2 separate regions of the Homo sapiens genome follow, and region 1 is linked to region 2. A link is a loop called in an ENCODE intact Hi-C map of the cell type or tissue named here. Cell type or tissue: heart right ventricle. All regions are shown on one strand. Links, peaks and the distances in the headings refer to the core of each region. The heading gives the core; the rest is flanking DNA.

Region 1 (2,908 bases), core at 163-2,662, 140 kb before region 2:
CCCATCCCCTACTCCATTCTCCAGTCTTTCTGAAACTCTACCTTCTCTTCCAGCCTTTCAGTGTGCAGTGCTTCTGCCTGAAAACCTCCCCACCCCTTGCCCAGACCTTCATTCTCTTTCCACTTGCCAAACTCCTATGGAGCCTTTGGGTCTCAGCAGAGGTGCCTGGCATGTGGTATGAACTCAGTAACATCTGTTGAAATGAATGAATTAACTTAATCCAGTACCACCCCCCTGCTTCCTCCCTGCTCCAAGTTGGGTTAGGGGCCCTCTGCTCCCACAGAGCCCCCATTCTTTCCCTATGCCCAGAGGCAACCCCTGTGGTAAACACTCTTCGCTGCCCTGATCTCCAGCCAGCCTCCCTGTGGGGCTGCCTGCAACCTTCACATCCTGACAGATGTGACCACGCTGAGGGCAGCAGCTGGGGCTCCTTCTCCTTCTTACTCCCATAGCAACCACCCTGCCTGGCACTTATTAAGTACTTGTTGAATGAATGAAAAGATGAATAAATGAATAATTCAATGACACCATTTTGCCTTCTCTACAACATAGTCTTACATCTGGTCAACAAAAATTGGCCGAATGTCCAAATACTGCTAAAGGGGAACATAACTCTTTAAGATAATCTTCATCAAAGTAACAACAAATTGATGGTCAGGAAATGCCTTTTTCACCCCATCTCTCAGAGTCCACCAGGTGCAGGACACTCGGAGGAATGAGTATGAGGGGACAGGCCCAGAGGGTCCTCTTGCTCTCCTTCAGACACTCAGGTCCTGGGGTGACATGACAGAGCAGGGGACCTGCCCGCCCAGGTCCCTGTCTCTGTCACTGGGCACCATCCCCCATCTGATCACACAAACATCTGAAGCCAGAGGAAAGACTATAAAAAGAAAGCACCGGCATTGAGGGAAACATCCGGCGAGGAAGTGTGCTGAGTCGGAATTGTGTGGAGTCAACAGATTTTTCCTGTCTTGTAGCAAATCTCCCAGCTGCTGTCCTTGCTGCATCAGGGCCAATTCCAGCCCAAACCAAACCACCGAGGAAATAAGTACTTGGCCAAGCCAGGAGGCAGCAGGTAAGCAGCACGTAGCCCCCACAGGCATCTCAAGGCCCCTACTGGCCGCCCCTCATCACTGCAGCCTCTGTGAGTGAGGAAGGGTGAGCACAAGTCAGACACCGGTCCCCTGGGAGGGTGCAGCAGACAGCATCCATCCTCCCACCCTGGGAGTTTTGGTCGTGAGGTGACTGTATTGATAGTATTTACAGGACCTAGAAGTCCTGTAGGACTAACTAGCTGTATTGATAAATACCATCAATACAGTAGTCACCAAGGAAATGACCTCATCCCTGAGACTGTATTTGTCCCAATTACAGAGGTGCTGTAAATTGCCTTTATATCTGTAACTGTCACCTCTCTTTCTCTTGACCCATAAACATAATATGAAGGCTCCCCACTAAAGACATGGCTGTGTGGGCGTGTCCCTTTGGGCAATCCTAGAATTGAAGACACCTTAAGAGAACATCAAATCCAACTTCTTGTTACGGATGGAGAAACTGAGGCTCTGAGTAGCTTGATTCAAACCAGCTATGTAAACTTGAGCAAGTGAGATAATCTCTCAGGACCTTGGTTTCCCCATCTGTAAAACAGAACCCATCCCATTTCCCTTGTGGTAATGGGGTGAGGATTTCATAATCAATTGTATTCTAAGCCCATAGCCCAGCAACTGACACATAGTAGGTGCACACACAATGCTAACTCCTTTCCCCTTGAAGCAATTTTGCTAAAGGTCATGTAACAAGTGAGTGGCAAAGCTGGGACCAGCTCTCAGAGTTCCTGACTCCTGCATCAGTGCTCTTGCCCTGACAACTTACAGCTTCTTTTTACAAGGATGGTGAGAGGTAGTGTACTGCAGGGGTGAGTCCACACACTCCAGGGTCACACTGGCCTGGATTTGAAGTCTTGCTTTATCTCTTAATCTATGGGGACCTTGGGCAACCTGCAAAATCTTCACAAGTCTTGGTTTTCTCATTTGTACAATGGGTTGATTAAAGAGAACCCCTTACAGGTGTGGAAGGTTTGAATAAGACGGTGCATGGACCTTGCATCGCATAAGGCCTGACTCAGACTCACTGCTCAAAAACATTAGTTGTCATTATCACCCACACACTTGCCACCTCCCTGCTCATTTCTTCACAGCAGCAGAAATGGCTACAGGGGAACAAAACCAAACAAACAGAAGGACTCCTACGCCTTAAAACCCCTCAGGTAGCCTTCCCACCTGCTGGGATGAGGGTCCAGGCCTGTCCCCAAGTGTCTATGGGAGAGAGGGACCAGGATGGAGACAGCAGGAGACTGGGGTGCAGGTAGCAGATTCTGAGCAGCTTTAGGCTGCCTCACTCCGGCTGCACCCTCCATAGGTCTGCTCTTCTGGCCTAGGATTTGGCCTAAAGTAGGGAGGAAGGAATGTTCAGTCACTCATTCAGCACCCACTGTGTGCCACGCCCTGTTCTGAGCATCAGTAAGGGAGCAGGCAATGAGACAGGCAAAAATCCCAGCCTTCTCCTACGGACGGATGGACGGCTGCACTGGCTCCACTGAGGTTTACTAAACTCCTCCTGTGTGCCAGGCAATACCTAGACATGGGAGGGGCAACGAGAATGATATCAATGAACTCATCTTCACTTCTGTCTGCTGAGTGCTTACAATGTGCCAGGCTCTGTGGTAGGCCCCTCTACCTACAACGTCTCATTTTACCCTCACAACACCCTGTGAGGTGGGTGTTATTTATTACTCTCATTTTACAAATGAGGAAACAGAGTAAGAGGAGGGCGGGAATCACATGATCCAGGTTGGTCTGACTCTAGAGGCCAGGCTGTGTATCCAGTTCCCTATATGGGTAAATGAATG
Region 2 (2,908 bases), core at 174-2,673:
ATAGTAATAATAATATCTACCTCACTGGGCTGTTATGAGGATTAAACGAGATTACATCTCAAGCACTGTCTCTGGAAGGGTGGTAGAGCTTATAAATATTGGTCATATACCTATATATAATTACTATCTCCATTTTTCATATATGGAAAGCAAGTCTTGGAGAAGGTAGGCATCACACAGTGAATAAATTAGGGCATGATAATTCAAATCCAGGCTGGTTGATTCTGAAGCTGAGTTGCTGACCATTGCTCAGCACCTCCTGCAGAGATGGGATTGATGCCTGTCCTGACTTTCCAACAGCACCTGCCAATGGTCCAAAAGCCAAGTTTCCTTCTCCCAGCAGGAGAAGTTGCATTGTTTAACCAGGGCTGGAGTCTGAGACTCCCCTCTAGCCCTTCCCACAATCCTACTGTAAATTAGAGTCCCCTCACTCCCCAGTGACCTCTGCAAGGTAGTGTCTTATGCTGGAGGGGCACCAGAGTTAGGGACAGGAGCAGCCTCAGTACTCCTAGGCTGAGTTCCAGAGCCCAGTTGTTGCACCTGGCCTCTGAGCTACAGTTTGGCTGGTGGCTGGAGACCTGGGCCTGGAGGCTGGGACCTGGCCCTGCTATGCTTGGAGCCATAAGGCCATCAGACAGCCTGGCTAGGTCTTGGATCTCCACAGAGATAGAGCTGGGAGAGGCACAGATCCATGAACTGAGACAGATCTGGGAATGAGAGTAGACACTGGAGCCTTGGAGTTGGGGGGTCCACAGGTTGGCAGAAGGCACTGAGCCATGGCTCCTTCCCATTCCTGTCCTACCCCTCATCCACCTTAGTCCTACTCTTGCCATCCATTTCTCTCTCTCTGGTTTTGGGTTCTCCATTGAATAAGAAGAGGAAGAAAAAAAGGGAGAGAACTGGGGGAAGGGGTGTCCACTTTGCCAATGTGAAGCAGCTCTTGTTCTATGAATGAAGGTGATGCGGGTTCAGGGTGGAGGAAGGGGGGTGGAAGGAAGTGCTGGGTAGGGCAGCCTGGGATGGGGTTGCCATGGGAACGGCAGCCTGTCAGGAGCCCTGCCTTCAAAGCTGAGGTGCCTCCTGGGGGAGGCGGGTGGTGTATGCGTGTCTGGGGTCGGGGAGCAGCTCTGATGTAAGCCCCCTGGGACTCTAGCTCCTGGATTCCAGATCAAAACCTTAACCTGGGTGGGAAGCAGCATCATGCGATGCTTCCTGTCAGACAACCCTCAGCCTCAAACCCTTTTCTGTGGAATGTAAGGCAGGGATGGGGGTGGAATCAACCCTGGTGGGAGGCGGGCTGTGATGGAAGTTGTCTGCCAACACTACCCCCTTCATTTCAAATGGGGCAGGAGGGAAAGGGGCTCTTACTGGGTGGAGGGGAGTAATGGGGAAAAAGGGGGTTTGCTTCATTCTCTAGGCCTCGGTTAGGGGCCAGGCTCCACAATGACAGTTTCCTGAGGCATCTGGCTCCAATTCCTCAGAGAGCTTGGAACCTAGGAATAGGGCTCAGAGGGAAGGAAGCCCACTGGGCTGTTTGTGAGATCTCCAGCTGCCCTCACTCCCATCCCACACCACCGCTACCATGACCCTCTGGCCACTAGGGGGGGCCATGGCCCAGCATCCATGGGGTTGAGGGACAGGTCAGTCCAGAGACCCAAGGTGGCCCAGTAAGGTAGTGTGGCTGAGATGTAGCCTCAGTGGCATTTGCCTTTCATGAGGTTGGCCCAGCTCATCCAGGCCCCAGCAAAACCTGAGGGCCTTTAGAGGGCACTCAACACCCTGGCACTGCCAATTCAGTCCCTCCTTCTCAGCTGCCCAGGCAGACCTTTCCAGAGACCACCAGCCAATTCAAAACAGCTCTCAAGTGCCTACTACTCGCCAGCACTGTGCTAGGCATTGCCAGCGATTTTGAATCTAATGGGGGAGATGGACACTAACAGAGGCTTAAAACACATGCACCGAAGTCAGGAAAACCTGGGCTTGAATCCTCACTTTACTATTTCTAACTGGGTGAGTGACCTTGTGCAAGTTACTTAATTTGTGTCTCAGTTTCCTTATCTGTAAAATGATAATAGTACTGGAGATGCAGGGAGCTGTGAGGAGGATTAAATGAGAAAGCATGCTTAAGGCCTTTGCTGCAGCATCTGGCACACAGGAAACCCTCACTAAAGGGAACTATTGTTAGTAGGTGAACCAAGGTGCTGAGTACTAGCATGGAGGTAGAAGCAAAGTGACGAGCAGTCCTGGAGAAAATAAAAATTCAATCTGGGCTGGGCATGGTGGCTCACACCTCCTAGAACTTTGGGAGGCCAAGGCAGGAGGATAGTTTGGGTCCAGGAATTCAAGACCAGCCTGGGTGACATAGAGAGATCCTGTCTCTACAAAAAAATTTAAAAATTAGCTGGACATGATGGCACGTGCCTGTGGTCCCAGCTGCTCGGGAGGCTGAGGTGGGAGGATTGCTTGAGCCCAGGAGGTCGAGGCTGCAGTAGGCCATGATCATGCCTCTGCACTCCAGCCAGGGTGATGGAGTGAGACCTTGTCAAAAAAAAAAAAGAAGGAGGGCTGGGCATGGTGGCTCACGCCTGTAATCCCAGCACTTTGGGAGGCCGAGGCAGGCGTTATCACCTGAGGTCAGGAGTTTGAGACCAGCCTGGCCAACATGGTGAAACCCTGCCTCAACTAAAAATACAAAAATTAGCCGGGCATGATGGTGGGTGCCTGTAATCCCAGCTACTTGGGGAGGCTGAGGTGGGAGAATCACTTGAACCCAGGAGGCAGAGGTTGCAGTGAGCTGAGACTGCACCACTGCACTCCAGCCTGGCGACAGGGTGAGACTCCATCTTAAAAAAAAAAAAAAATAGAAAACGAAAAAAAAAGAAAATTCAATGTGTTGAGATTATCAGGG

Evidence for each region. Peaks named below come from ENCODE experiments on the same cell type or tissue, not always from the same donor. Only the 100,000 strongest peaks of a DNase experiment are listed, where the experiment ranks them.
Region 1: it touches region 2 in a loop (2.9-fold over the local background); 13 of 110 quality-filtered maps call a loop at or near these places.

What each region holds. Positions count from the first base shown.
Region 1 is chr5:141,949,660-141,952,567 of GRCh38, reverse strand. PCDH12 (protocadherin 12) reads left to right here. Exons shown (of 4, transcript NM_016580.4): 2 at 978-1,075. It also overlaps a transcript of RNF14 not described here. Among named protein-coding and RNA genes, the nearest start is that of PCDH12, 7.1 kb to the left of the region's middle. In heart right ventricle, for the core only: a CTCF peak has its summit at 1,120; no DNase peak of the experiment used is centred there; H3K4me3 peaks cover 1,197 bases; H3K27ac peaks cover 2,500 bases.
Region 2 is chr5:141,812,940-141,815,847 of GRCh38, reverse strand. The region is part of intron 1 of LOC107986454 (a long non-coding RNA gene); the gene reads left to right. Among named protein-coding and RNA genes, the nearest start is that of PCDH1, 64 kb to the left of the region's middle. RefSeq lists an enhancer at 1-198. In heart right ventricle, for the core only: a CTCF peak has its summit at 1,593 (motif pointing right); a DNase peak (open chromatin) is centred at 1,617; H3K27ac peaks cover 2,500 bases.